2 separate regions of the Homo sapiens genome follow, and region 1 is linked to region 2. A link is a contact called in ENCODE Hi-C data. All regions are on one chromosome and are shown on one strand. Each heading gives the region's core, a stretch centred on a gene start or an enhancer-like site at or near the end of the contact. The rest is flanking DNA. Distances are from core to core; before and after follow the strand shown. Region 1 holds the start of NUP205 (nucleoporin 205). Region 2 holds the start of LRGUK (leucine rich repeats and guanylate kinase domain containing).

Evidence for each region. A loop is a pair of places that touch in the nucleus more often than their neighbours do. Pooled maps may share reads with other maps.
Region 1: a map of B cell shows a loop between it and region 2 (23-fold over the local background). The contact joins the promoter of NUP205 here to the promoter of LRGUK in region 2. A Hi-C loop is called at or near these places in 4 of 168 maps with a recorded cell type or tissue (B cell, CD8-positive, alpha-beta T cell and naive thymus-derived CD4-positive, alpha-beta T cell) and 10 of 50 pooled maps.

The regions. Positions count from the first base shown.
Region 1 is chr7:135,556,511-135,563,085 of GRCh38, reverse strand. NUP205 (nucleoporin 205) reads right to left here and starts at 5,169. Exons shown (of 43, transcript NM_015135.3): 1 at 5,114-5,169. The coding sequence starts at 5,141. RefSeq lists enhancers at 4,459-4,578, 4,649-4,708, 4,769-4,818, 5,199-5,328.
Region 2 is chr7:134,126,021-134,128,589 of GRCh38, reverse strand. It overlaps LRGUK (leucine rich repeats and guanylate kinase domain containing), which reads right to left and starts at 1,250. Exons shown (of 20, transcript NM_144648.3): 1 at 926-1,250. The coding sequence starts at 1,222. RefSeq lists enhancers at 968-1,237, 1,348-1,397.

The DNA.
Region 1 (6,575 bases), core at 3,920-6,419, 1.4 Mb before region 2:
GGAAAGAATTATCCATGAGGAAGTGATAACTAGGCTGAAATCTGAAGAACAAAAGTGATAGTTAACTGACAGGTGGGAGGTGAAGACATGCATTCCAGGGAGAGGACAACCTGTGGGTTTCCATGGCAAGAGGGAATGCGGCATGTCAAAGAACTCAAAAGGCCAAGAGAGCTGCAGTACAGAAAACGGGTTTGGCAAGATCATCACACAGGGCTCACTTGCCCACGTTAAAGAATTTTGATGACCGAGTGTGGTGGCTCAGGCCTGTAATCCCAGCACTTTGGGATACCGAGGCGGGCAGATACGAGGTCAGGAGATCAAGACCATCCTGGCCAACACGGTGAAACCCTGCTCTACTAAAAATACAAAAATTAGCTGGGTGTGGTGGCGCACGCCTGTAGTCCCAGCTACTCAGGAGGCTGAGGCAAGAGAATCGCTTGAACTTGGGAGGCAGAGGTTTCAGTGAGCCAAGATCGCGCCACTGCACTCCAGCCTGGCAACAGAGCCAGACTCTGTCTCAAAAAAAAAAAAAAAAAAAAAGGATTTTGGTCTTTACTCTAAAAGATCAAGCCAAATGAAGATTTAAAACATGGGGACTTTCTGCTCATGCCTATAACCCCAGCACTTTGGGAGGCCGAGGCAGGTGAATCGTTTGAGGTCAGAAATTCGAGGCACCCCTGGCCAACGTGGTGAAACCCCATCTCTACTAAAATTACAAAAATTAGCCAGGTGTGGTGGTGGGCGCCTGTAATCCCAGCTACTTAGGGAGGCTAAGGCAGGAGAATCTCTTGAACCTGGGAGGCAGAGGTTGTAGTGAGCTGAGATCACACCACCGCACTCCAGTCTGGGCGACAGAATGAGCCCCTGTCTCAAAATAAAAAATAATTTTTTAAAAAGGAACTTTCTGAACTACAAGAAACAGAAGTTAACCCTATTGAGAGCTGTTTACAAGGATGGAAGAGACCAGAATGGGTGAAGGAATAGGAGGTATGAAAAGGGAGTCAGTAGGCTGGGCATAGCAGTTCAGGCCTGTAATCCCAGCTACTAGGCTGAGGCAGGAGAATCATTTAAACTTGGGAGGTGGAGACTGCAGTGAGCCGAGACTGCACCACTGCACTCCAGCCTGGGCAGAGTGAGGGAGGGAGGGAAGGAAGGAAGGAAGGAAGGAGGGAAGGAAGGAAGGAACAAAGGAAGGAAGGAGATGGAGTCCATGAATACTAACAAATCTTTTGAAAGGCTTGACTAGGAAGAGGACAGTAAGTGGAGTGACGCATGAGATCATCAGTGGAGAGAAAGGGAAGAGCAAGAGAGAGAAGTGAATATACAAGACAAAAAAAGGGGTAACAGGTGAAGAACACAATGGGTGGGATTTACATTAGATAGGAAGACAGAGGAAAAGTGATTCAAAAGAATGCAGACACACCTAGGTTTGTAGGTTTGAGAGTGAATAAAGGGAGTTCATGTATGTTGGCTCCTATTTTCTCTGTGACTAGAAGTCTGAGGGTTTAGTTAGTTGCAGGTTAAAGATTTGAAGAGTGTAGAAAGGTCTGAAGTAGTCACTGCTGTGAATGGACGAGGTGACCAGACTATCACAGAAGGACTGCCAAGCAGTGTTAATAGTTGCTTATTCACAAGTCTGTGAGTGTACTCAGCCAGGTTGATACAGGTCACAAGACTAGTTAAGTTATACAGCTGAAATACAAGCATAGGTTTTTTTGTTTGTTTTTTGTTTGTTTGTTTTTAAGACAGAGTCTCGCTCTGTTGCCTAGGCTGGAGTGCAGTGGTATGATCTCGGCTCACTGCAACCTCCTCCTCCTGGGTTCAAGCAATTCTCCTGCCTCAGCCTCCCGAGTAGCTGGGATTACAGACACCTGCCATCATGCCAGGCTAATTTTTGTATTTTTGTAGAGACAGGGTTTCACCATGTTGGCCAGGCTGGTCTCGAACTCCTGACTTCAGGTGATCTGCCCACTTCAGCCTCCCAAAGTGCTGGGATTACAGGCATAAGCCACCACACCTGGCCAACCATAGGTCTTAGAACTCTACAATCTCTGTATTTTTTCCTTACAACTCCAAGATGTTTGATTTTTTAAAACTGTAATTTAAAGGAAGCACATAACATAGAATGCAATCTCAACAAATTTTAAGTGTACAGTTCAGCAGTGTTCAGTGTATTCACATTGTGCAACAGATCTTCACAGCTTTTTTCATCTTGCAAAACAGAAACTCTATGCCCCCTAAACAACTCCCCACTTTCCCCTTTCCCAGCCCCTGGCAACCACCATTCTACTTTCTGTTTCTATGAGTATGACTACTTCAGATACCTCATATAAGTGGAATCATGTAGTATTTGTGTCTTGTGACTGGCTTATTTCACTTAGTATGTCCTCAAGTTTCATCCACGTTGTTTTATGTGACAGGATTTCCTTCCTTTTTAAGGCTGCATAAGGATACTATATATATGCATGTATACGTTATGTTATGTATATGCATGTATATGTATTATGCATATTGCATGTATATGACACATTTCCTTTACCCACTCAACCCAACATTCATTCCTTGATGGAAAAAGAGTTCCTTCCCTAAGACGTTTAGTTTTTTAAAAAACCAGCTCCTGACTCTTGGCTTTTAAAAATGTTTCCTATGTTGCCAATTAAACACTCCTGACACAAGGCTTTATTATACAATGTACACTCTTTGCTGCTGTTGGCAACTCCTTTTCCCTCCAATGATTTGTTTAATAATTATAATAGCTTAGGGCGAGTATGTACTAAAGGAATGTATATAGGCCAGGCACAGTGGCTCACGCCTGTAATCCCAGCACTTTGGGATGCCGAGGTAGGCGGATCACCTGAGGTCAGGAGTTTGAGACCAGTCTGGCCAACATGGTGAAACCCCGTCTCTACTAAAAATACAAAAAAAATTGGCCAGGCGCAGTGGCTCACACCTGTAATCCCAGCACTTTGGGAGGCTGAAGGGAGTGAATCACGGGGTCAGGAGCTCGAGACCAGCCTGGCCAATATGGTGAAACCCCTTCTCTACTACAAATACAAAAAATTAGCTGGGTGTAGTGGCGGGCGCCTGTAATCCCAGCCCCTCGGGAGGCTGAGGCAGGGGAATCGCTTGAACCCAGGAGGCGGACGTTGCAGTGAGCCAAGATCGTGCCACTGCACTCCAGCCCGGGCAACAGAGTGAGACTCCATCTCAAAAAAAAATTAGCCAGGCTAGCCAAGCATGGTGGCGGGCGCCTGTAATCCCAGTTACTTCAGAGGCTGAGGCAGGAGAGTTGCTCCAACCCAGGAGGTGGAGGCTGCAGTGAGCCGAGATCACGCCACTGCACTCCAGCCTGGGTGGACAGGATGAGACTCCATCTCAAAAAAAGAAAAAAAAAAAAAAGGAAAATAAATGTGTATACCTTGCGTACTGGCTCACACCTGTAAACCTACCACTTTGGGAGGCCGAGGCAGAAAGATCGCTTGAGGACAGCAGTTCGAGATCAGCCTAGCCAACATGGAGAAACCCCACCTCTACTAAAAATACAAAAATTAGCCCAGCGTGGTGGCACATGCCTGTAATCCCAGCTACTCAGGAGGCTGAGGCAGGAGAATTGCTTCAACCTGGGAGGCAGAGGTTGCAGCGAGCCAGGATCGCGGATCGCATCACTGCACTCCCGCCTGGGAGACAGAGCAAGACTCCATCTCAAAAAGAAAAATTAAAAAATAAAATAAAATAGAGAAATGTATTATATACAACCACACGTTAAGCATATCTAATTGGGAAGGAAGGACCGCAATATTAAGCATGTAACTTCATTACTAACCTTCTAATATATACGTCTAATATCATAAAATGAATTAGGTTGTGCTTAAGCAGTAGCACTAAGTAGTTTAAGCACCTAAGACTGACTTAGATCATTAGATGTTTAACTCTGGGGACATTACGTAACTATTTGAAGCCTCTATTTCCAAATCTGTAAAACGGAGTATGTAACAGTAACTACTCCAAAGGTGTATAAACGGGAACTGAATGAGATAAGCACGATAATAAGTGCAATGCTGGGATATAGTATGTGTTCAGTAAACATAGCCTTCATTATAATTTATCATAGCTTTTCTGAAATGATTTGATTTACAAAACAGATTTAGACAACTTTTCAAGAATATCAGTCCTGTGGAAAATAGAACCAATACTTTAAAAAAGAGTCCTTTTAAGTGAGATTCTCACAAGCATTTACCACACAGATATACTCTTAATCTTGCCCGCGAACTTCAGAGCATCTCAATCGAGGCATTAACATTCTAGGCACCAAATTATTTTTCCGGACTGCTCTGACCATGAAGGACTTTCTGCATCCTTGCCCCGCCTACTATGCGACAGCAGTGTACCCCAGGAAATATGACAATCAAAATGCACTCACTCATTCAAACACCACTGGAGGGCGGTACGGCCCGAATTGAGAATCACCGAAAGAGGATCCACCCCAAATCTTCCAGAGTTCCTTTACTACCTTCTAGATTCAATTCCACCCCGAAAATCTACAGCTCCAAAGGTACAAGAACATCCAGGGCCTAACCACATCCGCAGGGTTAGAAGACGTCTGCTGAAGCCCCGCCACCCTCTTCCTGACCACCTTTCAGATGGCCGACTTCATAATAGGGAGTATTCGCTGCCTGCAAGATCTCCCACCCTATAAGGAACTCCGACGCCTACTTTCAGCCTCTGCTCATGGCTGGAAAATATCTCGGGTCCTCTGGCTTCACTGTGGAAGACCTGATGCGTATTCCAGCGAAATCGGGACCACAGACGCACAGTGAAACTTGGGGGTGAGGGGGACCAGACTCAGCCCTGGGCTGTGAGAGATTACACACCTGGGTCCAGCGGCCCAAGCCTCACTGCCTGGAATCTCAAACCCCAACTCGAGGGCTGGAGCCGCAGCACCGACGCGCGCCATTCAAACTGGGGAGGGGTGGGACTCTAGGCCCAGAATTAGGGAAAAGCAGGCACCGCACATAAGTGGGGTCCTAGACTCCGAGAAACCTCACGGTCTCGTCTCTCCATGAAGACCTGGTTATCGCTCAGCTCAATCGTCTTTCTGTCTGGCCACACTTACCCGAATTTACCGCCAAAGGCGTCGCCATCTTAGAGGCGCACTAACAGAGCCCTTCTGCCGCATGGAGGCCCCGGGAAAGGGTGAGGCTGACCTGAGCGAAGCCTGAACAAAAAGGCACCACACTGTCCCCTCCACGCTGGGCCGTCCCAGGCGTACAAAAGGCTCCAGAATCTGCTCTGGGTCACAAACATCAATTTTCATTGGGATTATTCCCATTCAAATAAGGCGAGGGCAACCACTTCAGAGACACGAGGTCCTCGATCCGACGTTCATCGTGTAGTGCATCCTGGGACTTGTAGTTTCTAATGATGAGTTGGTTAAGTGGAGAGGAAAAAGTAAAGTGGAATAGAAAAAGATATTCTGAGAGTAGTTATTAAAATGACGCCCATTTATGACATTATAAAAGCCGTAAATTCAAATCATTATCTCCGCTTCAAGTTAAATCTTCCTTACAGTGGGGAGTGAAGTAAGGTATGAAGTGTCTACACCTCAAAAAGCCACTGACCGGTTACAAACTAAGTTTCCGTGACATTTCAGTTTACCAAATATATTCTGTCAACATAGTTGCGTAGAGCGAAACAAATCATAATTTTTAATTATAAAATTTTCAAACGGATACAAAATTAGAATAGCAAACACTCAGCATCAATAACGTGGCCAATTTCCCACCACGGCAGCCCCAACCCACCCTTACCACCCCAACACCCTCCCCTCCCCACCCCCCGCCCCCGATTAGTTTGAAACAGATTCCAGACATATCGTTTCATAATCACCAAGTATTTTTCTACCTGAGCACCCAAAGTAGCTGAACTCTTTCTTCAGCTGTTAAATTTTAGTTTGCTGATTTTCAAACTAAAATGTAAATAATCATTGCTATTTACAGCTATGTATTAAGAAAAATTTTATAGCCATTATCTCATTTAATCCCTGCAAACCATTCTATTGGGAAAATGATATGATTATAACTATTTATGTCAGAGACGCTCCATGTGCCTTACAATCTCATTGTATTAACTCTCCATCATTCCCATTTCACTGTTGGAAATCAGAATCAAATAATTTAGACAAAAGCATAGAGTATGTTAAGAATATCCAGAACTGGCAGGGCGCAGTGGCTTATGCCTGTAATCCCAGCACTTTGGGAGGCCAAGGCAGGCGATCACTTAAGGTCAAGTGTTTGAGACCAGCCTGGCCAGGAAGGTGAAACCCCGTCTCTACTAAAAATACAAAAATTAGCCAGGCATGGCGGCACGCACCTGTAACCCCAGCTGTTCGGAAGGCTGAGGCAGGAGAATCCCTTGAACCCGGGAGGTGGAGGTTGCAGTGAGCTGAGATCATACCACTGCACTCCAGCCTAGGCAACAGAGTGAGTGAGACTCCATTTAAAAAAAAAAAGAATATCCAGAACAGAACATTTATTCTTTTGAACAAATAATATCAAGTGACACAATGTACATTAGGT
Region 2 (2,569 bases), core at 1-2,500:
GACAAAGCCAGACTCCATCTCAAAAACATAAACAAAATAGAAAGGAAGCAAATTAAATTACGCTTTTGAAAGAAAGCAATTTATTAGAAGCCAAGAGAAAAGAAGTGATGTGATGAGAAGTGGAAAAGGACAAGAAGACAACAATGGACTAAGAAAGGAAAAGGACCATAATAAGCATAAGAAAGAAGAGGAATTGTGTGGTGGTCAGAAGAGATATTGTAGAAAGGAGGGAATGGCAGTCATGTGAAACGCGAAGCCGCCATCCCAGTCAATATGGGTGGGATGATGGGAACATTCCCCACATCCTAAAATATTCCCACAATGAGCTGGCTGTTCGAACATTATAAGGCTCTTTTCTGGTGTGTGTGCATGTTGCTTGTATAAGGCATATGCCCCCGACAGAAGTAATGTATTCAACTTTTAAGTCACTTAGTCTTTGAAGAAGCACTTTCAAAAGCGGATTTTTTTTTTTTTTTTTTTCCTGGAGGGAGGCTGACGGGACTAGAACTGAGGAAGAGTGTGGAAGTATGTCATAGCCATGGGCAACAGGTGCTGGCAATGTCAGAGATGAACTCTGCCTATTCACAATACTGTCAAAGTATAATTTTGAAAAAGCTAAAGCCATAATTCCCAGACAATTATCTAGACACTCTTACAAAGTGACGCTGTGTTAACTCGACTCATAAGAAATCAAATGTGTTAATGAAAAAAGAAAGGAACTATTTAGAGCTATTTCAGGCAGGGGGTGAGAAAACGGGGTAAAAGACAGGGGAAGAAAAGAGGGGGAAGAGGCGTTCCTGGAGGCGAGAGAGCCTGAGAAGGTGTGGGAAGCTTCGGGCTGGTGGGGGTGCATCGGGGAGCTGCCGCTGAAGTAACAGGGCTGGACGAGGGAGCCAGGGAGTACGGGGTGGGGGGGAAGACACACCTCCAAATTCAGCATTTCGGACTCTGAGGACTCCTCGGATCCCGCCTCGCCCTCGCCCTGGTCCTCATCTCCGTCCGAGTCCAGCTCCTGATAGCGGTGCATGAGCTGCTGGAGCAGGTAGGAGGAGGCTATGTTAGAGCTGCCTTTCGTCTTCTGCCCCATGGGAAAAGACCAGCAAGGCTGACGCTCTTTTTCTGCGCGAAACTGTAACGATCGGGCTCCAGTTCGGGATCTGCCCAAGCCTCTCAGGAGAGAGGCAGCTCTGGTCCTCAGGAGAGCCCTCTCGGAGGTCGCCATCTTGTTTAGCGGGGTTGCCTAGGAGACTGACCCCAGGCAAGGGGAACCGCGGAGGATTCTGGGGCCTGTAGTCTCCTCCGCGCGTACTCGCCTTCTGCAGGCGGGGCAGTGGGCGCTCCACTTGACTTTTCTTTTTCTCAGTCTCTTCTGTTATTTTTCTCTCTTTGGTCTGTTCTGTTCGCTTATCTTTCCTGTTTTCACCTCTTTTCGCTACACCCCCTTTCTTTGTCTCCAGCTGTTTCCTCCCTACCCTGAGACCCCTCTTAGAGCTTTGTCATCCCACGATAGGATCGCAGGTGCGCCACCGTTGCCGCTTCATTCCCAAAGGGCTCTTTCCGCAGAGTCGTACTTTAGAAGTGTCTAATGTCTCTAAAGCAGTCTGTAGGAAAGCTAGTACCACTGAAATTTATGCAAAGCGCGACGCTAGGAGATGAGGGTGCATATAAGTGAAATAGAAGGCATGGTTCCTGTCCTTATGATTTAATTGCAGATAATAAAGAGAAACTACCAGACGACGCCTGAGAGCTGATTTCCAATTAATTTACATTCCCCACCCCCACCCCCCAATGATAAGCCTTGTCCTTGGGGAGAAAAACTGGCAGTGGTCTTACAATCCAAACAGAGAGAGAAAAAACTGCTGTCAAATTGACACTGTATCTGAAAGCGTCTGAAAAGCTATTAGCATCCCATAAATAATTATATTAGTCAAGTGACCTGCATTGGCAATTATTTTAATCTTGTTGCACAGGCTCTCTTTGCAGTTAAAAAAAATACTCTTTCAAGATAACAAAGCACGATTTTATGCTAGTGTGATTTTATGTGACCCAAATCCCATAGCCTTAAGCTCCACAACGTCGACACTCTATAGAAAAGCAGAATGAAAATTATAGTAACTATTATTGCCATAGTGATGACAATAGAGATCCTTGCAGGGAAGTAGCCCTCATCCTTCTGGCCTTACAGGGCCTTTTCTGCACGCTTCAATGACAGCAGTTGCAAATACAAAATGATCCTGTCAATGGCTGTCAGGGGAGAAGGAGAAAAAATCCTTATGGACACCATCCATTGACGATTATCTTTCTCAGTGCTTGAGGGACCGTTAAAACTGACATAAAGCTTTCAGAATTACCTTCCTTCATTATCTTGCTAGTCATAAATGTAAAGGCCACAAGCAAAATATCTCTTTCTGCCAGGCTCATCTTGCTTTTTGCTTATTTCTTTTTCCAATAAGTAGAGATTCCTCCAAGGGAATTTTCCCCACCCTTACCCTCGTAGGGCCTGGCTTCGGCTAAGTGACATAGGGAAGAATCAGGCAGAAAGTGTAAAAATGCAAATCTCGATCGTTTT